Linked DNA regions of Homo sapiens: region 2 is linked to region 1. A link is a loop called in an ENCODE intact Hi-C map of the cell type or tissue named here. Cell type or tissue: heart right ventricle. All regions are shown on one strand. Each heading gives the region's core, and the rest is flanking DNA. Links, peaks and the distances in the headings are about the cores only.

Region 1 (15,910 bases), core at 3,781-11,780:
TTTTGGTCACCGCGAATGATGTAATAAATACTGCTTTTAAGTGAAAGCTGAAAAACAGAAACACTAGAGAAGAATCAAAGCATATAGCAACTCTTAGCATTTGGCTAATTTAATAGGAATTTATTTTTGCTTTTTGGGGGTTGATTTTTCCTTTCATAAGACAAACAAATTTTGTTTGCCGTGTTTAACTTATGGCTGCTTATAATTAGCTATATATTCCCTCTCAACCTCAACAGATTTTCTTGAACTGCCTTATAGGGGCTTTATTTTCTTAAGCGTATTGATAATACAAACTGTAGTATGGGCATCGATAGACTATTGGCAGGTATTTATCTCAACTCTAAAGTGTTATTGTTCTTTAGGAAAAAATCATAGCAAGTGAGAAAAAATAAATTATTTAATAAATGACACCAGGAAAACTGACTAACCATTTGGGCAGGGGAGAAAGAACCCTACCTCCCAGCATATAGCAAAATACATTTTTAATAAACCATTAATTTAAATAGTAAAATTGAAAATATTAAACTGCTCTAAGAAATATAAATGTTTTTATTATATGATCTTATACATGATCTTGGAGTAAGAGATATAAAATATTAGCTAAGCATGACACAAAACTAAAATCCACAGAGGAAAATATTGACAAATTTGACTACATAAAATAACTTGGTTAAATGTTATACAAAAAATGTGTACATATATCACAAGTATATATGTAAGTGTGTGTTCATATACACACAGGAGACAGTAACTGCAGGTTATGATGAGGAAAGAGGTTAAACTACAATGGTAATTATTTTTGGTAACAGAACAACAGCCCAGTAAAAAATGGACAAAGGTTATAATCTTGCAATTTACAAAAGGCAAATGTGTACATAACAAAACTTCAACTTCACTGATAATTAAACTTTTATGTTTCTGATTGGTAAAAATTATGAAAAGCAGTTGAGAATATAATTACAATCAAAGGCCTTAAAAACAAAAGGTAAAGACTACATAATATATAAGAAAGAGGGAGCAATAGTCAATAACTATAAATAATTTAGAAAATGTCAGACAATCCAGTAGAAAAATGGGCCAAGACACGTGTATATCTATATAACAAACATGCACGTTCTGTACATGTATCCCAGAACTTAAAGTATAATAAAAAAAAAGAAAAATGGGCCAAGAATAGGAACTTTAATATTCATGAATAAACTGAATAGCAAAAAAAGGACCGAAATGCATATCAATTTTGCAAAGTACAAACAAGTACACCACATGAATGCTATATAAAATTACTCAGCCAATTAAAGAATTGAGTAGAAATGGATTCTGACAGGCCCAATGGGAGCCTAGTTCCACCATGTGGTAATTTCCGGTTTCTGAACAGATATACTGAGCAACCCCCAGTTCTCACTCATACTCCCTGAGTAAGGGCTCTTATGGAAGGAAGAAATCATTGGAAGCCCCTGGGGACCCACTCTAATAAAAAAATAAAACCAAGGGCATTATCTATTCCCTGGGAATTACTCAGAAATGCCACCATCAAGGACAGAAAGAGCAGGGAGTGGACATGCCTCTCATTCCCATTTAACCGGCCTATCTGGAGAATGCAGAAGGCTAATGCTCATGATAACTAGCAAAAGCTTATTCAGGTGGTGACTCCAACTGCACTGTTCCTCAAAATGTGATGGATTTACTACAACAGAGCATCACAATCTCTAGCAACCTGTATATACCTGCTTATATGGCAAATACTTTTTGCTCTACCCTAAAGGACAGAGAACATGAGAAAGGATTTGCTATCAATGGGATGGGACATCAGCGAGCCTTCACAGGCTTATCTCACGGTTATGCACACTGTCTATCTTTGTACTACAATTTCGTTGTCAAGGATACGGATCATCTCCTCCTACAGGACACTACATTAGTCCAATACACTGGTTACGTCTGCTTTTAGGACCAGAAAAGCAGGAGGCAACATGTACTCTTAGATGCCTGCAAAGCATAAGTAAGCCAGCAGGTAGAAAATAAATCCATGAAAATACAGGGCAGTGTTTCCTCAGTGAAAAATCTTGGTGAATTAATCTGTAGATAACTGGCATACTTCTGCAAAGTGCTTTTCTTTGTAGCCTCAAGTACAAATGAGAAACAGACTTTTTATGCTGCTTCCACCCTTTACTGAATGACCCAAAGGTTACCAGCTTTAGCTTCAACTCCCAAAAAGAAAAGACCATCCAGCGAGTTCAAGTGGTGGTATAAGCAGATCTACAACTTGGCTTTAATGACCCAGCTGATGCAATGGTACATCAAGCCTGTGCAATTTCAGGGCACCGAAGAAAACTAGTAGCAAATCCCAATAGGAAAAACACAGGGGTCCCTTAGAATGTTGGAGCAAAACCTTCCTTTTGAGACTTGTTCTGGCCTTGCTACTGAGCCCTGGATAGAATAAACAATGGTACAAGGTAACCAAGTGACTCTAGCTGTTCACCATGAATTGTATCTTGTTGGTACAGCCTTTCTACATTTTGCTCTACGTATGTCAGTCAGCCTATCCCTCACCCCAACTCCTGAAGCACTTGTTCAGTGAAATAATAAACTAGCAATGGCTGTCAGAACAAAAGCCACATATAGACTCAACAATATGGATTTCCTCTTACTCAGACTGACATGACCATGGGTATTGCCGTACACCAATTTGCAGCAATAGCAATCTCATGTTATACTCTATTAAATCATTTTTGTTTGATTTTTTGTATTAATTTTTTCATTCATCCTTTGGACTTCCCAGATGCACATCCATACGCTCTACAGAGATGATTTTACCCATTTTATTTTCTATGGCTAATTATCTTTACAAACACTTTCAATAACGTGCTAATTTAAAAATAAAAAGTAAACTAGTGATGTGCCGTTGTTGAGGGTTGACCCAACTAGCTGCTCCTTCCATCTTGGAGGAGGCAGAATTTTATATTCACTTCAATGGTATTACTCTGGGTTCTGTTATGCATCCTCTAAGCACCCACTGTGCCCCCTGTGGCCCGTCCCCACTCCCCCGACCCCATGCTTCTACCAGACTCCTAATCCACCTATTAGTCACAATCAAGGTGTTCCACACACCGATGCTTCTGCTCAAGAAATTACAGAGAAAAAAAATTAACGGTGTTCCAAGGACAATGGGATTCACTGCTCTGCCATGTATTCTGTTATCTAGAAGCTGCTGGACTTCTAGAATGTTTACGGCCTACTGAGACTCAATCCTGGCACCACCTGGGAGACAAGCATCTTGGGAAACTGAAGGATCCTTATGGTCTCAAAGAACCACCACTCCATGGTGCTGTTTCACCTACAGCCAGAAAGAAACTTGGATTTGGGAAGTAACAGGTCGAAGTAAAGTCCAATATTTCACGATTACACCTAATTATCCATTTGTACAATTTTTTCCATCTCTCAAGGTGACTTAGAGACAACATCCAAGGGAGGAAAACAATCACGTTTTCAAGACTACAACTGGTCATTTAGGGCCAAGGTAGTATGTTGATTGAGGTAATTATTAAGCGGAATTTGGGGTACGCTCATACACAAGTAAAAGGGAGATGAACTGGAGGGGGCCTGATAATACTGCCATCTTCACTCATAAAAGTGAGTACCACATAGCCTGTGAGCAGGAGCAACAAGGACCCAGGGCTGAAAATCTGGGTTATCCCAAACAGCAGAGGTGCTGAAAGAAGGCAAGAGGAAAGTGGAATGGTTATTATAACAGGAAAATAGTAATACAAACTGCAGCCTGTGATCAGTTGTAGAGTGGTAACTTAGCACCTGCCAGTATTCTTTTTCTTGCTCTGCAATGTATATATTTAGATATATTAACTGTTCGTCTCCTTCCCTATTTCCTCCACTGTTATATATAGAATGTACCATTTGTGGTTACTCTGAGACACTGTTCCACAGGCTAAGGAATACTGCTGTTCAGTTTTGCTGAAAGAGGAGGAGCACACAGGAAATCACCCCCTAAATTTGGCATTGGCTACAGGAACTGAATAGACCTCAGTTTTATCCCTTCTGTGGAAATGGGAAAGGAGTTCTCGTTGCATGAGGGATAGCAGCAGTGTGTCACGCAGGAGCTTTTGTTTTTAAGCTTAGGTATGAAAAAAGGAGGCGTGTTCACTGTAGAAAACAAAAGGGATAAATTATAGTGAAATTTATTTTGGGCCACCTAATACCCAAAACTACTATTAGATTGGGATCTTTTTGGTTATAATATGACCACTGAGAAGTAGCACCACAGAGCCAATCTTTGGAGGGGGAAAAAAACTGGTTGCTAAAGCAACAAAACTGTTTTAAGATTCTTTGAACATTGCTTACCTTCATTATCATACAGGTGATTAATAATGAAAGTATTAGTCACTATCACTAACAATCTAGTTATAATCAAAAGCTACATTTACTCTGTGCTTTTGGTTTTGTAGATTTAGGTTTTATAGATACTGAAATTTCTTAAAAATCAAAGGCTCTGGCTAACAACCTCCTTGTCACTCTGAAACAATTTTTTAAGATAATACAATGTCTCATAAAATGAAGCCTCTCAGAAAACAACCATTATGTTATTGCCTAATAGAATGCATTTAACTAATGAGAGCTTCTCATGAACAGAAATGGAAGACAAGGCCCCCTACACTTATGCAGCATACAAACTAGAAAAGGACAAAAAAACCCCAAAAGTACAAACACCATATAAACTCAAAGAGGGTGCAGCAGCAACAAATGCTATAACAATGTTTCAAACAATGACCTATAATATGTGTGTTCTATTGGAGGACAATCCAAAAAGCTGTAATGAAGGTGGCATTTGTAATGGTTTGAAGGGTAAGAAATAGGACATTTCAGTTTGGAGATTCAAACCTCTAATATCATACTCAGACCTACACTGAAATGATCAGAATACCTATTAGTCACCCTAACTAGAAGGCAAATTTCTTGAAGGCAAGGCCTAAGTTTTATTCATTTTGGTTTTTCCAGAATTTATCATATTGTTGACCCTCAATGAATAGTTTTATGAGTGAACCATAAAAAGAATACTGGGAAGATCAAAACGTACGTAAGAAATAATATATATTTCTAAAACATACAGCATAAATAAATGGAGAGTTAAGAAAGGTAGTTATGCCCATTTATTATTCATTCATTGATTCACTCGACAAACATTTACTGGGCATCTGCTACGTACCAGGCACAGCGAGAGGGCTTCTGAACGTGAACATTAATTTGGTTGCATTCCTTTAAATTGAGCAGGTCTACACTTGAGGATCAATTAAAGGCATCATCTGATCAGGTGATAAAGGGCTTATAGGAACATAAATCTGAAACTACTAAATCAAATTTGGAAAAAATATTATACGGTATTAGTTCAATCCTATTTTATAAACAAAGAAGTTGAGAACCAGACAGAATAACTTGTTCCAAAAACTATAGCTATTTAGTACAAGAGCTAGGGTTAGAATGTAGATTTCTTGGTTTTCAAAAAACTTTTTTCAATGTGCTAAAAGGACTGAAAGTAAAAGATGTTAAAACACATTATTTCATAATCCAGGTGTGTGACAGTTGACAAAGCAAACAAAGAAAAAATAAGTGTGTCTAGATTGAAGAAGTAATTTGAAGGAGTTGAATTGAGATGTTAGATGTTTCCAGCAGTGCTCAAAGTAAGTTTAGGTCTGGCAGTGGATCACAAGGATCCTTCTTCCCAGCTGAAAGTGATCAAGGAAGAAACGCCTGCTCTTTCTCTGGGTTTTATGAACTGCCAAGATTCCACAGACTTGATTTTATATACTACTAGCATTAGCCTCCTACACCAGGGTCAACAAATTATGGCCCGTAGAGCCTGAAACCTGGTTTTGTACAGACTTCCAAGCTAAGAACTGTTGCTACAGTTTTAAAGGGTTAACAAAAAAGAAAAAAAAAAAGAAAATGAAAGAAAGTCTAAAAGAATCTGCCCTTTACAGGGAAAGTTGGCCAGTCTTTGTCCTCAGTTATTAAAAATTACTAAAACCTTGTATTTAAAAACTCAACTTGGCATGTTATTTGAATGTACTGTCATCCTTCACTATCCCTAGAGGATTGGTTCCATGCCTCCCTCCATCCACCTCCCAAAGACAACAAAATCTGCAGATGCTCAAGTTTCTAATATAAAATGGCATAGTATTTGCATATAACCTATGCACATCCTCCTGGAAATCACCTCTACACAACTTACAATACCTAATATATAATAAATGCTATGTAAATTGTTATAGTGTACTGTGTTTTATTTTTAAAATTTTTCTGAATATTTTTGTTCCATGGTTAGTTGAATCCATGCAGAATCCATGGAAAAGGAGGGCCTACTGCAGTCACTGCATTAAGTCTATCTAGTAAAATATTTAACAATGTCACAAAATTTCCATTGAACATGCATGTACACTGAGTTGAAGTTCTTTGATTCTCAGAATATGCTATTCACCCATCATAGGTGCTGGCTTGAGTACCTCATTTTCATCTGCTGCTCTTATACTAATTTAGAAACAAAACACTTTTTCATTGTTTTGGATGAGCATTTTTATAGCATATTTGCTGCAAAAATATTGTTAGCACTCTATCATGTTATTACTCTCTGGTTTTTGGCCATCTCCTAAGTTCTTCCCCTTCTAGAAGGTATGGATAGTAGGATATGTGGTTCACAGGATCTTCTGCGACACCCCAATTGACCATGTTCAAAAATGCTTGAGAAAAATAAGCTTAGAGAAAGGGAGATAAGAGGTTTCTAGTCAGATGACAAGCAGTATGGTGATCTGGAAAAATAAATAATCCTCCTACTTTCTCCCAAGTCCAGTCTGTAGGATTTCACTTCATTATCTAGCCTTAGGTGCTATGAATTTATAGGACAGTCATCTTCTATTTTGATTGGCATAGGTCCAATTAAAGAAAAAAACTCATGAAACAAGCCGCAGTCTTTCCAACCATAAAAAGAATTAAGAATAAACAGTTTCTTGAAGAAAAGTTCATCTAATGCATACAGGTAGGATTAAATCAACATGTGTCTCTACGAGAATACAAAGAAAAAATTATTTTTGCATTATCTACAATTTTGAACTATCTGTACCACTACTCACTTCCACAGACGTGACTTCAAAGAGTATGTTACATTTTTCATAACAGAAAAATAATACCATTTCCTACACATCCGAAAAAGATGCACTACTGGGTCATCAAAAACAAAACAGTGTCCCGTTTCTGGCTCTTCTACAGCAATGAAGATCCATTCTGTTCCACGTGGGTCTGCTGCCATCTAGTGGATTATTTAAGAAAAAAGCTTTACAGTAAAGAATAGTTTGTCATAAAATTGTAGGCTGAATTTGGTATCAGGGGCTATTAATACATAATGTTACCACCCGTCAGACTTCACCAGCAAATGGATGCTGTCTGACAAATGAGACTGGCCAGGCTGTGGCGGCATGGCAGATCAACCTAACACACACACAGAGTACCTTTAAAGAACTGTCTCCAAATAACTAAGAATAGCTATCTTCTCTTTTAGCAGAAAACATCTGTTTTCAACGTAAAATAACCAACTTGTAACAGCCAAACATAGAAAAAAAAATAATGGTTAGTAAAATCCCTGGACAGGTGATTTTGAGATTCCAACACAGACTCAGCCACATCACACTGAGGAAGAAGTACAATTGAAGGCTGACCAGCAAGTAGAGTTGGAGCCAGACAGCCTGATATCTCACTTCTTCCTGGCTGCTGACCCTGGGCAATTTACCTAATGTCTCCAAGCTATAATTGCTTCAACAGTGAGAAAGCACCTATTTCTCAGCTGTCATAAACTTTAACCGAGAACAATATAGGTAGGCACCGTGTACTGGATATAGTAAGCGCTCAACAGAGTCTGTTGTTCTCTTGAAGGTCAGAAATGAATAATAGGAATATTCTTATTAACGTTTTTTATTTAAATGCCACTTTATTGAGGTACAACTGACAAAGCGCATAAACTATAGTTTTACAAGTTTGGACATATGTGTACATCTGTAAAACCATCATCACACTTAAGACAGTTATTAGATTCTTCACCCTCAAAAGTTTCCTTGTTGTAGTTTGCAATTTCCTCCCTCCTGCATATCTGTTCCTTCCCCCCTCCATCACCAAGCAATCACTAATATGCTTTCTGTTGCTTTCTGTATTTTGCATTTTCTAAAGTTTTATATAAATGTAATCACAGAGTATTTATTCGTTTTTGAAAAAGGATGGTGTCTGGCTTAAGTTAGCCTAATTATTTTATGATTCATCCATGCTGTGTATATCAATAGTGCATTCCTTTTATTGCTGAGTATTCCACTGTATGATACAACACTATTGATGGACATTTGTGTTGTTTCCCGTTTTTGTCCATTACAAATAAAGCTCCTATAAGTATATGCCCTACAAGTCTTTGTATGGGCATATATTTAATTTTTGTGTGTGGATAAATAGAAGTAGAACGGCTGGATAGTATGACAGGTGTTACATTTAGCTTTCTTAAATCAGTCAAACTATTTTACAAAGTGATGCCACTTTACACTTCCACCTGCAGTGTATGAAAACTTCTGTTCCTCTACATCCTCTCCAGCACTTGGTATGCTCCGTCTTTTAAATTTTGCCAAATAGGTTAATAGTGGTATCCGTGCTTTTAATTTGTATTTTCCTAATAACTAATGATGTTGAACATCTTTTTATGTCCTATTTGTCATCTGTATATCTTCTTTGTTGAAGTGTCTGTTCAAATAACAATATTGTCTTCTGATCCATGATCAAGGTATATCTTCCCAATTATATAAGCTTTCTTTAATTTCAGCAATATTTTGTACTGTTCAGTGTTCAAGTGTTTCACTTATATTGCCTTCTAAGTATTTCATAATGTTTGATGTTATTGTAAATGCCAGCTTTTTAAATTTCAAATTTTTATTTTGATTGCTCATTGCCAGTATAGAGAAATACAATTTATTTTTGTACATTGATCAGATACTTACTAAATTGACTTTTTTATTCTAGCAGGCTTTTTTAAATTGTAGATTCCATCAGATTTTCTACATAGACATTTATGTCTGTGAATACAAATGGTTTTAATTCTTTTTTTCCTAATGTGAAGTCCTTTTATTTGTTTATATTATCCATCTGCACTAGATGGATCCTCTAGTACAATTCTGAATAGAAGTGGTGAGGGCAAGACATCCCTGTCTTGTTCCTGATCTTATAAAGGAAAGCATTCTGTCTTTCACCATTAAGTGTGACACTCTGTAAGTTTTCATAGATGATCTTTTGTCAGGTTAAAGAGCTCACTTCTACTCCTAGTTTACTGAGAATTTTTGTTAGGAATGGAAGTAGAATTTGTCAAATGCTTTTTCTGCATCTATTGAGATGATTATATAGGTTTTCTTTTTAAGTTTGTTAACATAATGAACAATATTTATTGCTCTTTCAGTATTAAACCAACCCTGAATTCCTGGGATATACTCCACTTGTTACATCCTTTTAAAATATTGGTGATTTGATTAGTTAAATTTTGTTTAAATTTTCTGCATTTATGTCATGAGATGAAATGGATGTGTAGTGTTTTTTTCTGGGTTTTTTTTTTTTTTTTTTGAGACAGAGTCTTGCTCTGTCATGCCCAGCCTGGAGTGCAGTGGCGTGACCTCAGCTTACTGGAACCTCCTGCTGCCAGTTCAAGCGATTCTCCTGCCTCAGTCTCCCAAGTAGCTGGGATTACAGGTGCCCGCCACCATGCCCAGCTAATTTTTTGTACTTTTAGTAGAGACAGAGTTTCACCATATTGGCCAGGCTTGTCTTGAACTCCCGACATCAGGTGATTCGCCAGCCTCAGCCTCCCAAAGTGCTGGGATTACAGGCATGAACCACTGCACCCAGCCTAGTAGTGTTCTCTTCTTTTACTGTCTTTATCTGGTTTCAATATAAGGATTATGCTGACCTGCTAAAACGAATTCTTCAATTTTTTGGAACAGTTTGTGTACAATTAGTTAAATATTTGATAGATTACATTAGTGAAGATATTTGAGTCTGGTTCTTTGTGAGAAGGTTTTAAGTTGTAATTTCAATTTCTTGATATAGAGCTAGGCAGGTTACTGACTTCTTTTTGAGTGAACTTTGATAATTTGTGTCTATCAAGGAATTTATCCATTTCATCTAAGATGTCAACTTTATTGTCATAAAGTTGTTTATAATACTCTCTTAATTGCAGCCATAAAAAAAATGAGTTCATGTCCTTTGCAGGGATATGGATGAAGCTGGAAACCATCACTTTCAGCAAACTAACACAGGAACAGAAAAGCAAATACTGCATGTTCTCACTCATAAGTGGGAGTTGAACAATGAGAACACATGGACACAGGGAGGGGAACATCACACACCAGGGCCTGTCAGGGGATGAGGGGCAGGGGAGGGAGAGCATTAGGACAAATACCTAATGCATGTGGGACTTAAAACCTAGATGATGGGTTAGTAGGTGCAGCAAACCACCATGGCACATGTATACCTATGTAACAACCCTGCACGTTCTGCACATGTATCCCAGAGCTTAAAGTGAAATAAATAAAATAAAAACCATTTCAAAGGAAAAAACCTTTAAATATATGATAGATTCTGTAATGTACAGAATATATGTAAATATGTATAGATTTTTACATATAAAATATGTAGAATTTATAATATATCATCTCTCTCATTCCTGATATTAGTAATTTGTTTCTTCTATTTTTTTCATGTTCAGTCTGGTTAGATGTTTATCAGTTCTATTGATCTCAAAGAAATAGCTTTTGGTTTCATTGATTTTTTTTCTCCCTTCGATTTCCACTATGATTTGTATTTCCTTTGTTCTGCTGACTTTGCAATTTCGGTTGTTTTTTCTAAATTTCTTAGGGTGAAAACTGACGTCATGATTTGAGACCTGTCTTCTTTTCTAATACAGGTGTTTAGTGCTCCCTTAAGTACTGAGTTAATACCATCCAACAAATTCTGATATGTGATGCTTTCATTTACGTTCAGTTCAGAATATTTTCCAATTCCTCTTTTTGGCTTTCTCTTTGATCCATAGCTTATTTGAAATGTGTTTGGTTTTCAAACATTAGGGGATTTTCCAGGGATCTTTCTGTTACTGAGTTCTAATTTAATTTCACTGTAGTCAAGGAATATTATCTTGTATGACTTGAATCTTTTAAAGTTTGTTGAAACTCTTGATTAATGACAGGAATAGAGTCTATCTTAATAAATGTTCTGGGTGCACTTGAGAAAAACGTGTGTTCTGCTGTTGTTGAATAGACTGTTCTATAAGTGGCTGTCACCATCAAGGTGATTAGTACTTTGAATCTTCTGTATCCTGATTTTGTATCTACTTGTTTTATCAATTATTCAGAGAAGGGTACCGAAAGCCATAATTGTGGCTTTGTCTATTTTCCTTGCAGTTTTGTCAGTGTTTGCTCCATGTATTTTAAAACTGTCTTATGAGGGAGTTCTCAGTTTTTTTTAAGTGTTCAGCTTCTTATTTACATTTCTTGACTATCTAATGTGAACCATACTTGAGTGCTAATACTTAATAATCTATGATATAATTATAAGAATTGTAGAGATGATAAATATCAATTGACAAAAGATAGTTATAGCCCGTAATTGGGAGGGAGGAGTCAGCTACTATGTGCCAGTGACATGTATCTAGCAGTTGCATATAAGTGACATATTTAAAACAGGACTAGAAAAAAAATCTAAATATTGAAAGAAACAAACTCTGTTTTAGACTCCAATCTTTCCTCGTCTATCAAACCCTCTAGCTTTGTTAGAGGGTGGTTTGGAGTGTTAAACAAAGTGATATAGGCCAGGCGCAGTGGCTCGTGCCTGTAATCCCAGCACTTTGGGAGGCCAAGGTAAGCAGATCACTTGAGGCCAGGAGTTCGAGACCAACCTGGCCAACATGGCGAAAACCCATCTCTTCTAAAGATACAAAAATTAGCCAAGTATGGTGGCACACCCCTGTAGTCCAAGCTACTCGAGAGGCTGAAGCACAAGAATAGCTTGAACCCAGAGGAAGAGGTTGCAGTGAGCCAAGATTGTGCCACTGCACTCCAGCCTGGGCAACAGAGTGGGACTCTGTCTTAAAAAAAAAAAAAAAAAAAAAAAAAGGATGATATATATGTAAACATTTTAGAAATGGCATAGATCTTTGTAAGAATAAAAGTACAAGATGTTATTACTAATAAGTCTTGTACAATTAGAGTTAGGATCCAGGTTCGTTATAGGGTACAATGTGTAGAGAAAAATGTATCATTAGAAATACCCATGTCTATCTATTTTTCAAGAAAAACCAAGAAAAGTGTATTAAAATTCTAAAAAGTGTATCACAAGTAGAAAAACTTCCTGGAGAATGTGAAGGATGGCTACTAAAATAATTCTGGCTTTTCCCCTCTAGCACTAGTATATCTCATGCTCTGTCTTATGACCTGAAGAGAACACTTGTCTTCTTTGTGAGCAAAAGCACTGATCCAAACTGCAGAGACGAGAAAGTGTGGGAAGGGAGATGGAGAAGGATCTTCTAAAGGATGAGTCTCGAGGCTGGAAGCTCAATGGAGAGCATCCACCCGCAAGGCCCAACTACACTGGCTTCCTGTGCTCCCCTTCCCAGCACAGAATATCTGAAGGCATAGCCCGCTTCCACAAAGCAATCTCAAATTTACAACACACTTAATTTTCACTTTGTCATTGGTTCTCTTCCCGGATACTTTAAAGGTAGAAAGGCATAAAGGTCAAATCAGTGGAAATTTGGGGGCATTTTAAAGCTATTGTAGATTAATAAAGGGTTAAATCTGAGGGCACAGTTCTTAAAAATAAAGTACAAAAACAAGTCATCTAAAATTGTATGTAAACAATAATTTGGACTTCTAGATGGCTGGAACATTACAAGCTGGGTCTTTTAGCAAATTTATTCATCCTAACATTTTTCACATGGATCTGCTCAGTTTACCTGCTCTGAGGTAGTCTGGAATCAGAAGCAACAACGGTTCCATAACAATGTGATTTGTGTAAGAAGCAAACAGGAAAGGACTGGGCAGTGGTGAGGCCTTGCGCCTTGCAATTCCCCAACCCCGCTGACACATCTTTTGCCCATCATGATGAGCTTCCTTCCTGTCATCCACTCGAGGGCCCAATAATTCTCCTACTGCTCCAAAAGCAGCTGAATTGTTGTCACGAGTTCCCCTCTAGTTTACAGGCAGTGATTCCCAAACCTTTTACTTCAGTCATTTCTGATCAGTTCTAACTGCCAACACATGCTGGCAGCTGTTTCTAAAACACTGAAAATCGATTTCTGCTTCTTATAGAAACACGGTAGAAGCATGTTTCTGAATATTCCTCCTTCTTCCCTCCTCAAGGCATATTATAGAATGGGGGAGCAGGTAGAAAACCCATAAAAATTACATTTTCAGAGAAATTAACACAAAATGTGTAAATATGACCAAATTCTCAAAAACGTGTACATACGGCCAAAAGCAACAGAAAATAGCAGGTCCTGAGCAGGAAGCCGTATGGGTGGGGCGGAGAATAACCGGGGTTGCAGAGCTCCACACTGTCACCAGCAAATCATCAGAAGAGCTGATCCCACCCAGAGTGAGAATGGGCAGAAGCAGGGCTGAGAAGCACCGGGGACTCTGCTGGAGAAGGTGGGAAAAGGAGACACGGAACAGATTCAGGAGGCCATGGGCTGCCGACCCTACTCAAAAACCAGGTGGGGAACACCTTGGAAAGAGGTGTCTGTGCATCTTGGGGCCGATGAAGTGATTGGGATGACATCAGGGATGGAGCGGGAAGCCCTCCTACACCAGGCTAGGGGCTGAGAGGCAGAGGAGGAAAGAAACAGTCCCTCAGTGCAGCACAGCACAGCACAGCACAGCACAGCACAGCACAGCACAGCACAGCACAGCACAGCAGAGAGAATAGAGCCCTTGAGCAGAGAAATGGGCACTTCCCTCTCCCTCCACAGGAATCTCCTGCCAGGAAAATCAAACTCATTCCATTGAAAAACAAAAAAAAATGGGGAGAGTAACCACACAAAAGACTATTTTAAAATGTGGAAAAGAACAGTAAAACTCCCTAAAAGAACTCACAGCAGGAGAACATGTTGCCACAAAGTGAATATGGTAAAAATTATACCCCAAAATACCCACAGGATTAAAAGAAAAAAAAAAAACTCAATGAAGTAATCACAGTTTAAAGGAAGATCACAAAAGAACTCTTAAGAGATGGCCAGATAACATGCATGCACTGACTAACTAGAGACTGAAGGAACTCAGAAAAGAAGGACAAATTCAAAAATAAAGACCCCATGACAAGAAGCACAATAACAGACAGACGCAGAACACATCAGGCCTCATGATCACCACCCACTGCAGGTTTAGTCATTTTAGGTTCCTTGGGCCGCCCCTCACTCTTCATTGGTTGTAGTTTCTGGCTCGCTGCCATTCTGTCCAACATGACTCCTATCTTAATTTTTTTGTGATTTCAATACACAGGCTGACGATCCTTCCACCATCCTGCTGGCCTCCATTCTTTGCACACGTCTCCTACTGAAATGATTCTGTCCTCCACCCTCCCTCAGCCACACACTCCAAGATCCCATCAAACACCTTCTCATTACCAGGAACTGTCACTCTTCCATAATCTTGGTTTCAGGCAATCTACTTAGAAATCACCTCCTGCATGTCCAGCTCACTCCCCTGGCCCCAACTCCAACCTGCCATCCATTGATCCTGCCACTCTGCCACATTTCCTCACCTCCAATGTCGTCACCCACTCCCTAACCAACTTAAACTCTGGAGTCAGTCCATATCCAGACTCTTGCATATATCTTAAGCCCCTCTCTCCCTTCTTAACCACTTGACAAAATCTAAAATTCTGGTTGAGTCCAACATTGCACTGCCTCTGCACCAGCACTGCACTCCTCTCCTCATAACCCTTGCTCCACCCAGAGTAAAAGTCCTTACACCAGCCTGCAAGGCCCTACCTGACCTGGTACCAACTCTCTCTCTTCCCTCCTCTCCATTCCTCTAATGGCCAGGGGTGCTTAACTCTGAGGGCCCATGGACATGCTATTTCCCCATCTAAAATACTCTTTCCCTAGATACTGTGGGACACATTCCCTTCCTTCCTTCAAATATGTGCTCAACGAGGAACTCCTCAGTATGGTCCATCCCAACTCCCCGTGCACCCTATTTATCAAATGCAAACCCCTCTCCAGCACATGCCGGTATGTTTTTGTCATTGTTTCTTTTTGTAACACTTAACATCTCCTTCTAACATATGACATAATTTACTTATTTATTTTATGTCTGTCTTCTCTCATTAAAGGTTCACTCCATAAAGGCAGGTATTTTTATTTTATTCGCTGACATAGCTTCAGCATCCAGACAGTCCCTAGCACATCACAGGTGTTTAATAAATACTCACACAGGGAATGAACATAAATGCACAAGTAACACCCTGGTACAATATACAGCATGATCCAAATACACCATGTTATATGAACCAGACTCTCCTGGGCTCAAATACCAGCTTTGCCACTTAACAGTTGTACAAACTTGAGCAAGTGACAACCACTCCAAACCTAAATTTTCTCACCTGACCAGGGTGACTGGAAGATCAAAAACAATGCACAAAAAAAGGAATAAAAGATACCTAATACAAGGCACAAAGTAAACAGTTAATTAAAAATAGTTTTAAAATACTAGCTTACATATCTTCCAGAAAGAGATTATTGAACAAAGCAGGGTATATAGGAAATACCATACAACTAAAATCACTGGGTGTACTTGGGCCACCCTGCCCCACTCTCCTCCCATGCCCAGCAGCAAGGCAGTGT
Region 2 (15,910 bases), core at 2,856-10,855, 180 kb before region 1:
TCCAAACTGGAAGCACATCCTATCTTTAGTCAGAACTGACAAACTTGCAGTCATCTCTGCCCTCTCTCAGGGGTATCTGAGGAGTAAGCACCATCTAGTTTCTCTCTTTACCACCTCAAAATGTAGGAATACTGCAAAGGGAAGAAAACCTACCTGGATCACTGTGCTGTAGCTGGATTCTTCATGATGTTTTCTGCATTTCTAGCTTTTTATTCTGAAATAATTTCAAACTTAAAAAATTGCAACAATAGTACAAAGAAATCTTATGTTCTCCAACCAGACTCACCCATTATTATCATTTTACATGTCTCTCTCTGTAGATACATAGCCAGATACCACATAGATAGATAGATGATAGATAGATAGATGGATAGATAATTTTTCCAAACCATTTGAGAAAAAGTTAAAGTTATCTGACAATATTTCATCAAAATTCTTGAAATACGCAATGATTATTTCTGTAATTCCACTTATTATGACCTAGATGTAAGAAAATACTTAGGGATATAAAAAAGTTTTAATTTCAAAGTTGTTAAATCACCAATACTTATATTAAAAATTGAAATGACTTTTACACCCAATAATGAGTTTGGCTGAGCAATAGCCTTTACATACTGCTTCCAAATGTCCTTTTGTTTGCCACCCATCATTGGCCTCTGGAGCCATTAGGACAAAGTCTGAAGCTCTTAATATGTCTACCTCTATTGACTACATCACTCTTATCACTGCTAGGACTCCTTTGATTCTGCCTGAGCCCCCTTCAGAAAAAAAAAAAGATCACCCAGGATACCCTCAATTTTACATGGCACTGATGAATGTTGGTTTCACCAGGTATGTCTTCTCCACACTCTCTGAACCTAAGGATCCAACCAGAGACCATCATACATGGAGACCCCATTCTCCCCAAAGTCTCGGGGACTTGTGCCTGACAGCCTAGGTGTCAGGTGATGCTATTTAATCTAGGAAAGCAATTAAAAGCCTCTCTGAAAAAGGAGTAATAAAAAGCCCGGCTGTTCAGGAAGGTGTGCTCAACATAAGACCAAATAACTTAGAATACAATCAGAATTCTATAGAACTTACAACAGATAACCTATCCCAATTTGAAATAGAGTCTATTCCTTGAAATCACATATATTCATGAGAATTTCCAGAAGAATAATGTCAACTTTCTTCTTAGTAACATCAATGGAAGAGATTCCCTGGCCTGGCTCCATAAATTAAGCTTCCAAAGCTGTTTACCCTCGTCTAGCTGGTATGTTCACCTTCCTTACCAAGAACAAATATAATATTACAGAATATTTGTTCTTGGTAAGAACAAATATAATATTACAGAATCTCAGGAGGAAATCATTTGACTTTGATACCTCAAATTCAGAAATTCTGAAGTAAAAATCAACATAAAATTTCAAATAGGGAGCATTTGGAATTATATTTCTCATATAAATATTTGAATGGAAAATCATAGAATGTGAAATAGCACTTATAAAATAAAAAGAAAGTAAACTCAAAAATATGCCTCAAAAATATTAAAAACATTTCATCAAATGTACAAGTTCTAAGAATCAAGAAGGAAATACTCTGAAACATATTTATTTAAAAGGCAATACGTTTTGTGTTGAAGACATTATGGGGCAAAAAGGGCTTCAAAATGGAATGGAAAATGCAACATTCTGAATTGACTTTTACTGTTAATACTAGTACTGAATCACTTACTTTTCTTAAACAATGTATAAAATACCACACAAAAGTGTAATTTCATTTAGTTTATTAATATGATCCAAACAGATTTAGCTTAAGAGATGAGGACAGGACATAAAACAAGATTTGGCTGAGCTATATAAAGAAAACCAAAAGAGTGACAAGATTTTCAATTGGTGACAATTTAAAGTCATTTATTAACTAATATAAAAATAAATCTACAATAGAACCATGACTTAAACTGAGCCAGTATGTGGTACATGTGTCACCCAAAGTCAGCAAGGAACCATTCAGAACTTACACCCTCCTGGACTGGCTCACACGGCCTGTCTTTGATCTGGAACCTCATATAAGTCACCTCACAGCACTGGGTTTGCAGCCAGCTACATTTTTTCTCCTCAGCCTATGATCAGTTATTAATACATACCATTTCTATGTTTCCCATAGCCTCTTTCTTTTCAGATAGTGACAGAGCTCTAGAAAAAACTCATCTGGCCAGTACTAAACAGGGAAGGTGAAAAAAAGTACTTTAAGATGGGTGTGGGGTCATTTGGGGTACCAACAGACTCAGATAAACAAGGGAACCAGAGTGGGCATCAACAAAAAGCATTGAGGTAAGGGGCCCAGTGGTAATTCACAGAAAAGACCAGAACTGGACAATATTAAAGTCAGGAAGAATGGCTGTTACACTTGAAAAGTCACACTAGAAGAACAACAAAGAAGAAGAAAACTGGAATGAACAGTAGTCCCTTTTATATTTTTTAAAAGGAAGGAATTTTTTAAAGAAATATAAAAGTCAAGTCAAAAAGTGAAATAGCAACAATGAGTATTTAAATAAAACAGAATGTAGTAGGAAAGAAAGAATTCTTTTATTCCCACATGACAGCCCAATTTTTTAAAATGGTTATCTTAAGTCAGGCCAGTTTTATTTTATTGACCATGTATATATAACATCAGATATTTCTAAGAAAGAGAAGAGAACCTGATTGATGTCTCTCATGTAACATGGAAAGGAAAAAGGAGGGAGGGAAAATGGGGAAGAAAAGTCTCCACACTCTTCATGCCCAAAGTGGACACAGTCTTTAACCTGTACTTCAAATGACAGGTTCAGATCATAGAAAACATTGTCAAGTCCAACAGAATTTTGATCACAAGCTCTTGGTGCTCAGCGTGCAGCTGAGTAGCAGAAGGCAAACAAGCAAGTTGATGGAGAAATCTCTGTGCAGGGAAGAGGAAGAAGACGTGCCACACACCAAAGGTTCTGCTTTATAGGGTCTTTCTATATCTGGAGGTAATGCTGTCATTCCTTGAATCTGAAAATGGAAGCACAAACAATGCAAATGAACATCTGATTTAAGGCAGCACAGTGACCAGGCCGCTCAGCTGCCCACACTTCTGCAGGGGATAAAGGGGGCAGGAGTGGTTACCAAAGGAGTCACACACTGGGGGAGTCAGAAACCTAGGGTTAAGGAGGAAACAGAAAAGAGGGCCAGGCACTCCTTTGGAAAAGAATACAAAGCAGGCTCTATTGCTTTTTGCAGCACTCATTCCGGCCTGTTCCTGCTCTATCCCAACCTTAGTTTTAGAACTAATTTTTCTCTTGAAAGGGGGTAGAATGAGGAGTTTTCAGTCAATCCAAGTAATCATTGAACAAAAATTATCAGACATTAGAAGGCAACTGGACCCCTGGATTTATGGATATTTGTCTTCTCCTTAGGTTTTCCTGTAATAGATTCAGATAAAATGTGTCATCTGGGTTGTCAGAGGTTAAAAAGAGCTTACCGACCACTCAGCATTGTCTGTCTTGGAACATCTCACATTCACTGGCAGGCTGAGGACCAGCTTGTTGAAGGAGAGACCTTCCTTTTTAGTCCATTTAAACTTATTCATAGCATCCATGAAAGAAAGGTTTTTATATTGCTTGGGACTTTTGATAATGAAAGGCCAGGTCCTGAATTTAAAAGACACAGTTAGTCATATTCAGAACAAATGCATTACATGTTTCCTTTACTTTTCAGCATCCTAAAATAGATCTCACACTTATTCATTTTCATACACATAGATAACCTAATGCAAAATGTTGATGAGCTCATCAGTGATTACTAGAAGAAATACCAAATAAAAGATTTTTAAAGAATGATATTTATTTTTTAGTAGCAGATTGGCATTAATTTTATTTTTAATTTTATATTTTTTAATAGATATGGGGTCTTGCTATGTTGCCCAGGTTGGTCTGGAACTCCCAGGCGCAAGCAACCCTCCCACCTCCACCACTCAAAGTGCTGGGATTATAGGTGTGAGCCACCATGCCCGGTCAAAATTTAAACAAATAATTTTGTCTCAGAAAGCTTCTACAGAGTCTCACAATTCTACATTAATTTGGTTTGGTTCTAGTTAAAAAATTAACTGGTAAGCATTCATTTCTGAAAAGTACAATGCTAATGGTGTAATCAAGAAACCTGCAGGTTCCTAAAAGATACTGTGAGAGATGGAAAGTTCAAACCCATACACTATAAAAGCCTGACCCCTGCTGGCTGATCTGTTTTGGCTTAGCTAAGTGAGAAGACAAATACAACAAAAAATGTGATTTGATCAATGCTTCAAAAATTTTACTCATTTCTCAAAAGAAGACATACATAAGGCCAAAAAACATGAAAAAATGCTCCACATCACTAATAATCATCAGAAAAATGCAAATAAAAACCAGAGTGAGATACCATCTCACCAGTCAGAAGGGCTATTATTAAAATGCAAAAAAAAACAACAACTGATATTGGCAAGGTTGCAGAGAAAAGACAATGCTTATACATTGTTGGTGGGGATGTAAATTAGTTCAGCCAACTGTGGAAGCAGTTTGTAGATTTCTCAAAGAACTTAAAACAGAACTACCATTCAACCCAGTAATCCTATTACTAGCTATACACCCAAAGGAAAATAAATAGTTCTACCAAAAAGACCACATGCATTTGTATGTTCATCATAGCACTATTCACAATAGCAAAGACATGGAATCAACCAAGGTGTCCATCAAAGGTGGACTAGATAAAGAAAATGTGGTACATATACACCATGGAATACTATGTAGCCACACAAAAAAAGAAAGAAATCATGTCCTTTGCAGCAGCATGGGTGCATCTGGAGGCCATCATCCTAAGTGAATTACACAGGAACAGAAAACCAAAAACCGCGTGTTCTCACATATAAGTGGGATCTAATCATTGAATACACATAGACATAAAGATGGGAAAAACAGACACTGGGAACTACTAGAGAGAGAGGGAGAGAGGGAGACAAGAATGAAAAAACTACCTGTTGGGTGCCTGGCTCACTACCTGGGTGATGGAATCATTCATACTCTAAACCTCAGTTTCACACAATATACCATTGTAACAAACCTAAACATGCATCCCTTGAACCTAAAATAAAAGTTGAAATTTTAAAAATGTACTGAGAAAAAAAATACCCTATATAGAATACACTCTGCCTTCACCTGCCACTCCAAAAATCACATGCCAAATATTCAAGAAAGGAAAAAGAAATCACAAGAATGACATGAGCAGACAGAAGAAGTGACAGAAAAAGTGAAGTGAAAAAGTGAATGACATAACTTGCTTGAAAAGATAGTTTTCAGGTGTTGTCTTTCATTAAATATAAGTTTTATATTATTGATTCCTGAAAAAGGGAAAAGTGTAAGTGCTGGCATGTCACAAAATTTTACATTAATCCATGGACCTTGCAGGAAATTATCATGGTGACTAGAAAGTATCTGGCACTCATAACATCCCAAGATGTTACAGTAATTTCTATAATTATCAAATAATCTCAGCTGAAGAATATACATTAATCTTCATATTTTTAAAATTTATTTATGTCATTTCTCTCTCCCTCTCTCTCTCTCTCTCTCTCTCTTAACATACATAACCCACTCAGGCACATTGAATATCATCTTTTTAAGTAAATTAAAAGTTCCTTATTAATTTCTTGGAGTTATAAAGATAATTTTTTATGTCTAAATTTGAAATATTTCTTCCATATCTAATAAGTGAGACAATGAGGAAAATAGGTAATATATATAGATCTTTACATTTTTCATAATTTCCTTTAATTAGAATCAATATATATCTTTGTTGAGTTTTAAATGCATTATTTTATACAAAGACCTTAAAGTGAAGCCCCATAAAGTAAGAGCAATCAGCATTGCATTACATAAACATACCTAGCAATGGCCTAAAATCTATAGCATTTGAAAATTAAACATATTGTGACAATTTTGTAGAGACACAATCCAGAATTAGTATCAAGCAAAAACTTGACTTGAAAGAAGTTATTATATTTGCATACAATGTCCTTTTAAAAGCACTAAAAGCTACAGCTATTGATCATTTTAAGTCAATTATTAAAAATAAAATTTACTTTTCAAAAAGATAAAATGCCTAATTTGAAAAAGAGAAAATCAATTTTATAACCAGATAAATGCTAGGGGAAAATCATCAGTCTGTAACCATCTGAAACACCACAAGGTGGCACGACAGCTTTACTATGGTGCTTAGGTTGCCTAAAGCCTCTGGTGCCCCGCTGTTAAGAGTGAATAGTGTGACCATTATACACAGATGAAATCTTAAAAAGCTTTGCTGCTATAATAATTTACTAAATTGCCTATTATTGAGATTGTCCAACATAAAGTGACAGAAGAGGTGTAACCCCATTTGTCAGTTTTTAGAACAGATATGTAGAAAGGCCAAGCCCAATGGCGCGTATGTTGGAGACAGAATGACTGAGGCTGGGTGACCTGGGGATGTGGTCATCAACCTTTCTGAGATGGCATCTTTGTCTCATATTTATCATCTCCTTTCCACTCCCACTAACTTGGTTTAGGCCCCTGTTCTATAATAACTTTATACTAATAAACATCCTACTTGTCATCTCTAACCTTTCTAGCCTATCCTACACACTTCCAAATTATTTCCTAGAGAAAAGAGCAGACAGAAAAAGTGAATATTTATCCTGAATACTTTTTTTCAAAAAGACTAAGCTTTAAACCAGGTAACCTTAAAGTAGCAAGTATTTCTGCTTTTACTGGGATTAGGGATTAGTTGGAAATAATTGGGAATGTTACAGAAATAAAAAGTTACATTTCTGCATATCTTGTCAGTGTGTAAATGTCTCTCCATACATACATGTAAACGAATGGTATTATATATATATATATATATATATATTACTGTAGTCAATAAAAAACAGTGTTATTATTATGCTTTAATATTGATGGGTAATTTTCCTTTGTAAATTCCATCTAAACTCTGAGACATGTTTTTCTAAGAAGATAGCAAAGTTGACTGCAATACACCATGGTAGAGTAATTTTTTAAATTTTTAAGTGGAACATAAAGCTATTTATTCTTATAAATTCAAACTGATCAATGGAAATTTTAAAAGTTTAATGATTTTTATACTTGGTCCCTCTGTTCTATATAAATTGAAAAGCAGATGGAGAAAAATAATCTGTGGTTACATTTCTTATCTGAGCCTCTCTGGACTCCTGTTTTAAAAGTTTTATTGCTAATGTCTTTCTCGGGGTAGAGAAGGAGAAGGAAGGAAGAGAGATGGAAGATTTAACCAAGAAACAAAGTCCATGTACTTATAGCTAAATGAACTATATTACACACTCTCCATCCATCAAGCAAGTAAACATGTGATCAAAAACTAGCAAAAGGAACAAAAATTCATTAACAGACTTCCACTTTTGGCCATGTTGGAGTAACTGACACTAACTTCCTGTAAAAAACTCAAAATTCGACAAACCATATGAAACAGCTGGTTTGGACATTGGAAAATAGCACAGAACTATGATCCCCAAAAGGAAGGAAACAAATAAGGTGTTTGAATATTATGTTCATCCCAGCTTTCTGCCTAGAAGCATTCTCTGAACCAGAATGCAGGAAAGGGAATTTCGAAACAGAAAATGACGATCTCAATAAGTTAAGGAGATGAAGACCAGAGTTAAGGGAGTCTGAAGAAGCTTACATATTCAAGGTAGACTACTGCAGAGGAAAAATTTGTATAAGGATCCTCTGAGTCAGTAACTAAGCAATAAGCCAACTATATTTAGGGTAAAATCCACAAGACTGGGCAATGAACAACTAGAAGATTGTGACCTAAACAATTCCCAGAGCCTGTATAGAGCTAGCAGACATTTGAGCTCAAACTAGCCAGAGTGGAATGTCTCTGTTGACTACACGGAGTAAACATCTATTCTAGACTCACGCTAACAAGGTTCTTTAAAGAAATAAAAACAACCTAGTACTAATTAACAGAATGTGCATAATGTCCTGTTGTCTATGTCTAGTCAAAAAATTATTAAACACATCAACAAGTATGTAAATGTGAATCTAAACTAGAAGAAAAAATCAGTCAATACTCCAAGATCTTGAAATGACAGAGATTAAAGAATTAGCAGACAAGGATAACTAAAACTTAAAAAAACATATTATTAACAAAACATGCGCAAAACTTCTATATTGAAAACCACAAAAAAGTGCTTAGAGAAATGAAAGAACAGTAAATAAGTGAAGAGGCATACCATGTTCATAGATTAGAAGACTCAATATTGTTAAGGTATCAATTCTCTCAAATTGTCTAGAAATTCAGTATAATCCCAATCAAATCCCAGCAGGTCCTTTTTAAAAATGAAATTGACAAGTTGATTTAAATATATGTATGAAAATAGAATAAACCTAGACTATCAAAATAATTTTGGGAAAAAATGACAAAGTTTTGGAGACCTACATTTAAGACTTCCTATAAAACTATAATAATTAAATGTGGTTTTAGAGTAAGGCTAAACATATAGAGCAATGAAACAGAATAGAAAATCCAGAAAGAACCAATATATGGACAAATGATTTTCCAACAAATATTCCAAAGTAATTCAATAGTAAAAAGGTAGTTTTCTTTCATCAAATGGTTCTTGCACAACTTGATATCTATATGAAAAACAAAGAACGTTGGATTTACCTTACACTACACACAAAAATGTGTTCAAAATGGATCCACCTAAATGTAAAAGCTAAAACTGTGAACTTTTCAGGGGGAAAACAAGAGAAAGTCTTCCCTTGAGTAGGCAAAGATTTTTTAAGCAGGATATGAAAAGCACAAAACAAACCAAAAAAATGATGAAACAAACTTCAATAAATACAGCTTTTATAAAATGAAAGTCAAGCCACAGACTGGGAGAAATTGTCTGTAAACAGGCATCCAACAGAGAACTTACATCCAAAGTATAAAGAATTCTTACAACTCAGTAATAAGAAAACAAGTAATTCAATGAACAATGAACAAAAATTCTAACAAATAATTAAAAAGAAATACACAGTTGCCCCTTGGTATCCATGGGGGACTGAGGATAGCAAAATCTGTGATGTTCAAGACACTTATATAAAATGGTGTAGTAGTTACATATAACTTATGCACATGCTCCTAGCTACTTTAAATTATCTCCAGATTACTTATAATACCTAATACAATGTAAGTGCTATGTAGATGGTTATTATGCTGTATTGTTAAGGAATGATGACAATAAAAATATTCTGTGCATGTTCAATATAGATGCAATTTTTTCAAACATTTTTTATCTGAAGTTGGTTGAATCCATGGATGCAGAATCCATGTTCTGCATCTGGGAAAGCAGAGGGCTGACTGTATACATACACACACACACACACACACACACACATTTATTTATACACATGTACATATATATATATATACATACATATATACACATATATACATATATACACACACATGTGTGTGTGTGTGTGTGTGTGTGTGTGTATATATATATATATATATATATATATATATATATATATATATACATATATACATAAAACCTTAGGACAATTCTCTGGGTGGCCCTGGACCAATCCAATCCATTCTCATTTTTGCTTGTAGTTCTCAAGAATAACTATATAATGTGCTGGAAACAGAAAATCTTGAGATAGGAAGGGACTGACTGGAATAGCCCAGGTTCTGTTCCAGTACCCCCAATAGGGTTTGAATGTTCATGTCCCTCCAAAACTCATGTTGAAATCTCATCTCCACTGCAGTGTATTAAGAGGTGGGGCCTTGAGGAGGTGATTAGGTCAAGAGGGTTCCATGCTCATGAATGGAATTAGTACCCTTACAAAAGAGACTTGAGGGAACCTTCCAATTGTACCTTCTACTTGTGAGAACACAGCAAGAAGGTGCCATCTTGGAAGTGGAGAGCAAGCCCTCAGAAGACACTGAAACTGCTGGTGCCTTGATTTTGGACTTCCCCATCTTCACAACAATAAGCAATAATTTTCTGTAGTTTATAAATTACCCAGTCTAAGCTATTTTGTTATCCCACCCCAAGCCAACTAAGAGACTCCCCTGGAAACAGAGAGTCCTTCAATGCTTTAGCCTTGAATCTCACATTGCCCTGGGATATAAAACCAAGAATGGGCTGCTTGTCAAGGTCTTTCAGCTGCCATGCAACTGGGACATGTACAGTAGAGGCTCCATCTATTCCAGGCAGATTTCCTGAGCCTTGGAAAACTGGCTTACAATAAATTCTAGGATTCTGTTGTTTTCGCTGCCTATCTGTAAGCAATAAACCCATTTAATGTAACTTGTTGTGTATAAGTATGATTTTTCTTACTGGACTCAGACAACCTGCACAGCGAACCTGCTTTACAATAACCAATAAACATGTGAAAGAGGCTCAGTATCATTAGTCACAAGGAAAATGGAAAATAAAGCCACAAGAAAATATCACTAGATACACATTAAAATGGATAAAATGCAAAATACTGAAAATACAAAATACTGCCAAGAATATTGAGTAACAGGAGTTCTTACACATCACTGGTAAGAATGAAAAATATATTATTTTAAGAACATTTTGAGAGTCTATGGAGTAAACATAAACTTAGCCAACAGTCTCTCAACTGGAATCTGCTTAAGCCTACCAAACTCCCGAGGGCAGGGTCGATCAGCACCGCAGCTGCCTACTGTCTAAGCTGTTTGAGCTCCTTGGGAGAGGAGCAGCAGCCAGCACTAGGACTCGCAACTGCCTAACGTACTAAGCTCCCTGGGCGAGGGAAGGGCAGCATCCATCTCTATAGCTCCAGACTGTGCTTTTCCCCTGCTGGAGCCAGAGAGGCTGGATGGCTTGGTCACAAGACTTGTTCCCCACAGCCCAACACACTGGCTGTGGCAGTCTTCCACCAGAATGCCTCTTCAGGCTTGACCCTGACCCATCCTTCCTCACTGGGTGGGGCTTCCCTGGAGGAACTCCAATGACTCCAACTAGAGGCTCAGGGACAGAAGCTGGATCTCCCTAGTCCTAAGCCCCTAAGGGGAGGGGTGGCTGCAGCCTCTGTGGACCAGCAGGCTTCGCCTTTCCTCCTGGTAGCTCTGAGGAATCCAGGCAGCCCAGATGAGTGGGTTTTCTCCCAACAAGGCACACACCCTCCACCAAGGGACAAAGTGCTTTGTAAAATGAGTCCTGTTCCCTATGCCAGCCAAATGGGTGAGACCCTTCAATAGGGGTTGTACAGGAATAATCCTACTAGCATCAGGTTGGTGCTCCTTGAGGTCAGAGGTCCCAGAAGAAGGAGTAGGCACTCATCTTTGCTGTTCTCTAGCCTCCTGGAGTGTCATCTCCAGGTGTGGGAAATAATCAGATGAATAGGGCCTGAAGTGAACACCCAGCAAAGTGCAGCAGCCCTACAGAAGAGGGACCTGACTGTTGAAAGAAAAACAAGCAGGAAGCAACAACAACAGCATCAATGACAACAAAAAAAGCACTCACAAAAACCCCATCCAAGGGTCAGCAGCCTTGAATACCAAAACTGGACAAACTCATGAAGATGAGAAAGAATCAATAAAAATATGCTGAAAATCCAAAAGGTCAGAGTGCCTCTTCTCCTCCAAATGATTGCAACATCGCTCCATCAAGGGTGCAGAACTAGATGGAGGATCAGATGGATGAATTGACAGAAGCAGGCTTCAGAAGATGGGTAATAAAAACTATGCTGGGCTAAAGAAGCATGTTCTAACCCAATGCAAAGAAGCTAAGAACCTTCATAAAAGGTTGAGGAACTGCTAACAAGAATAATCAGTTTAGAGAGGAATATTAATGACTTGATGAAGCTGAAAAATACAGCACGAGAATTTCATGAAGCATACACAAATATCAACAGCCGAATCAACCAAGCAGAAGAAAAGATATCAGAGTTTGAAGGCCACCTTGCTGAAATAAGGCATGCAGACAAGACTAGAGAAAAAAGAATGAAAAGGAATGAACAAAGCCTCCAAGAAATATAGGACTTCATAAAAAGACCTAACCTATGACTCATTGGAGTACCAGAAGGAGATGGGGAAAATGGAAACAAGCTGGAAAACATGCTTCGGGATATTATCCGGGAGAACTTCCCCAACCTAAAAGACAGGCCAACATGCAAATCAGGAAATACAGAGAACACCATTAAGATACTCCACGAGAAGATCAACCCCAAGACACATAATAATCAGATTCTCCAAGGTCAAAATGGAGGACAAACTGTTAAGGGCAGCCAGAGAGAAAGGCCAGGTCACCTACAAAGGGAAGCCCATCAGACTAACAGTGGACCTCTCAGCAGAAACTCTACAAGCCAGAAGAGATTGGGGGCCAATATTCAACATTCTTAAAGAAAAGAATTTTCAACCCAGAATTTCATATCCAGCAAAACTAAGCTTTTTAAGTGAAGGAGAAATAAAATCCTTTTCAGACAAGCAAATGCTGAGGGATTTTGATACTACCAGGCCTGCCCTGGAAGAGCTCCTGAAAGAAGCACTAAATATGGAAAGGAAAAACTCGTACCAGCCACTGCAAAAACATACCAAATTGTAAAGACCAATGACACTATGAAGAAACTGCATCAACTAGTGTGCAAAATCATCAAATAGCAGCATGATGACAGGATCAAATTATCAAATTCACACATAACAATACTAACCTTAAATGTAAATGGGCTAAAGGCCCCAATTAAAAGACACAGATTGGCAAGCTGGATAGAGTCAAGACCCATCAGTGTGCTATATTCAGGAGACGCATCTCACGTGCAGAGACACACATAGGCTCAAAATAAAGGGATAGAAGAAAATTTACCAAGCAAATTGAAAGAAAAAAAAAGCAGGGGTTGCAATCCTAGTCTCTGACAAAATAGACTTTAGACCAACAGAGATCAAAAAAGACAAAGAATGGCATTACGTAATGGTAAGGGGAAAAATTCAACAAGAAGAGCTAACTATTCTAAATATATATGCACTCAATACAGGAGCACCCAGATTCATAAAACAAGTTCTTAGAGACCTACAAAGAGACTTAGACTCCCACACAATAATAGTGGGAGACTTTAACACCCCAATGTCAGTATTAGACAGAAAAACAAGACAGAAAATTAACAAGGATATTCAGGACTTGAAATCAGCTCTGGATCAAGTGGACCTAGTAGACGTCTACCGAACTGTCTACCTGAAATCAACAAAACATACATTCTTCTCAGTGCCACATGGCACTTATTCTAAAATCGACCACATAATTGGAAGTAAAACACTTCTCGGCAAATGCAAAAGAACTGAAGTCATTAAACAAACAGTCTCTCAGACCACAGTGCAGTCAAATTAGAACTCAGGATTAACAAACTCACTCAAAACCATACAATTAATGGAAATCGAACAACCTGGTCCTGAATGACTCCTGAGTAAATAATGAAATTAAGACAGAAATCAAGTTCTTTGAAACCAATGAGAACAAAGAGACAACGTACCAGAATCTCTGGGACACAGCTAAAGCAGTGTCAAGAAGGAAATTTATAGCACTAAATCCCCACATCAGAAAGCTAGAAAGATCTCAAATCAACACCTTAACATCACAGTTAAAAGAGATAGAGAGGCAAGAGAAAACTAATCCAAAAGCTAGCAGAAGACAAGAAATAACTAAAATCAGAAAAGAATTGATGGAGATAGAAACAGGAAAAACTCTCAAAAAAATCAATGAATCCAGGAAGTGGTTTTTTGAAAAAAAAAAAATAACAAAATAGATAGATCACTAGCTAGAAAATAAAGAGGAAAAGAGAGAAGAATCAAATAGACACAATAAAAAAATGACAAAGGGGATGTCACCAATGGCCCCACAGAAATACAAACTACCATCAGAGAATATAAACACCTCTATGCAAATAAACTAGAAAATCTAGAAGAAATGGGTAAGTTCCTGGACACATACACCTTCCCAAGACTAAACCAGGAAGAAGTTGAATCCCTGAATAGACCAATAACAAGTTCTGAAGTTGAGGCAGTAATTAATAGCCTACTAACAAAAAGAAGCCCAGGAACAGATGGATTCACAGCTGAATTCTACCAGAAATACAAAGAGGAACTGTTACCATTCCTTCTGAAACTATTCCAAATAATTGAAAAAGAGGGACTCCTCCCTAACTCATTTTATGAAGCCAGCATCATCTTGATACCAAAACCGGGAAGAGACACAACAAAAAAAGAAAACTTCAGGCCAATATTCCTTATGAACATCGATGCGAAAATACACAATAAAATACTGGCAAACCAAATCCAGCAGCACATCAAAAAACTTATCCACCACAATCAAGTCGGCTTCATCCCTGGGATACAAGGCAGGTTCAACCCATGCAAATCAATAAACATAATCCATCACATAAACAGAATCAAAGTCAAAAACCACATGATTATCTCAATAGACGCACAAAAGGCCTTTGATAAAATTCAACATCCCTTCATGTTGAAAACTCTCAATAAACAAGGTATTGATGGAAATATCTCAAAATAATAAGAGCTATTTATGTCAATGCCACAGCCAGTACCATATTGAATGGGCAAAAGCTGGAAGCATTCCCTTTGAAAACTGGTACAAGACAAGGATGCCCTCTCTCACCACTCCTGTTCAACATAGTATTGGATATTTTGGCCAGGGCAATCAGGCAATAGAAAGAAACAAAGAGTATTTAAATAGGAAGAGAGGAAGTCAAATTATCTCTGTTTGCAGATGACATAATTTTATATTTAGAAAACCCCATCATCTCAGCCCCAAGACTTCTTAAACTGATAAGCATCTTCAGCAAAGTCTCAGGATACAAAATCAATGTGCAAAAATCACAAGCATTCCTTTACACCAACAATAGACAAGCAGAGAGCCAAATCATGAATGAACTTCCATTCACAATTGCTACAAAGAGAATAAAATACCTAGGAATACAGCTAACAAGGGATGTGAAGGACCTCTTTAAGGAGAACTATCAACCACTGCTCAAGGAAATAAAAGAGTACAAAAATAAATGGAAAAACATTCCATTTTCATGGATAGGTAGAATCAATATCATGAAAATGGTCATACTGCCCAACGTAATTTATAGATTCAACGCTATTTCCATCAAACTACCATTGACATTCTTTACAGAATTAGCAACAACTATTTTAAATTTCATATGGAATCAAAGAAGACTCTGTATAGCTAAGACAATCCTAAGCAAAAAGAACAAAGCTGGAGGCATCACACTACCTGACTTCAAACTATACTACAAGGCTACAGTAACTAAAACAGCATGATACTGGTGCAAAAACAGACATGGAGCAGAACAAAGACCTCAGAAATAACACCACACATCTACAACCATTAACAAACTTGACAAAAACAAGCAATGGGGAAAGGATCTCCTATTAACTAAATGGTGCTGGGAAAACTGCTTAGCCATAGGCTGAAAACCAAAACTGAACCCCTTCCTTACACCTTATACACAAATTAACTCAGATGGATTAAAGACTTAAGTGTAAAACTGCAAACCATAGAAACCCTAGAAGAAAACCTAGGCAATACCATTCAGGACATAGGCATGGGCAAAGACTTCATGACAAAAACGCCAAAAGCAATTGCAACAAATGCCAAAATTGACAAATGGGATCTAATTAAACTAAAGAACTTCTGCACAGCAAAAGAAACTATCATCAGATCAAAGAGACAACCTACAGAATGGGAGAAAATTTTTGTAATCTACCCATCCAACAAAGATCTAATATCCAGAACTTACAAGGAACTTAAACAAATTTACAAGAAAAAAACAATCCCATTAAAAAGTCAGCAAAGGATATGAACAGACACTTCTCAAAAGAAG

Evidence for each region. A loop is a pair of places that touch in the nucleus more often than their neighbours do. Peaks named below come from ENCODE experiments on the same cell type or tissue, not always from the same donor. Only the 100,000 strongest peaks of a DNase experiment are listed, where the experiment ranks them.
Region 2: it touches region 1 in a loop (9-fold over the local background); 73 of 110 quality-filtered maps call a loop at or near these places.

The regions. Positions count from the first base shown.
Region 1 is chr6:132,477,044-132,492,953 of GRCh38, forward strand. The region is part of intron 2 of STX7 (syntaxin 7); the gene reads right to left. Among named protein-coding and RNA genes, the nearest start is that of STX7, 28 kb to the right of the region's middle. RefSeq lists an enhancer at 13,694-13,933. In heart right ventricle, for the core only: CTCF peaks have their summits at 7,314 (motif pointing left) and 7,530; no DNase peak of the experiment used is centred there.
Region 2 is chr6:132,294,307-132,310,216 of GRCh38, forward strand. It overlaps MOXD1 (monooxygenase DBH like 1), which reads right to left. Exons shown (of 12, transcript NM_015529.4): 11 at 3,481-3,649; 12 at 1,749-3,011. The coding sequence ends at 2,847. Among named protein-coding and RNA genes, the nearest start is that of MOXD1, 99 kb to the right of the region's middle. In heart right ventricle, for the core only: CTCF peaks have their summits at 4,238 (motif pointing left) and 6,224 (motif pointing right); a DNase peak (open chromatin) is centred at 6,223.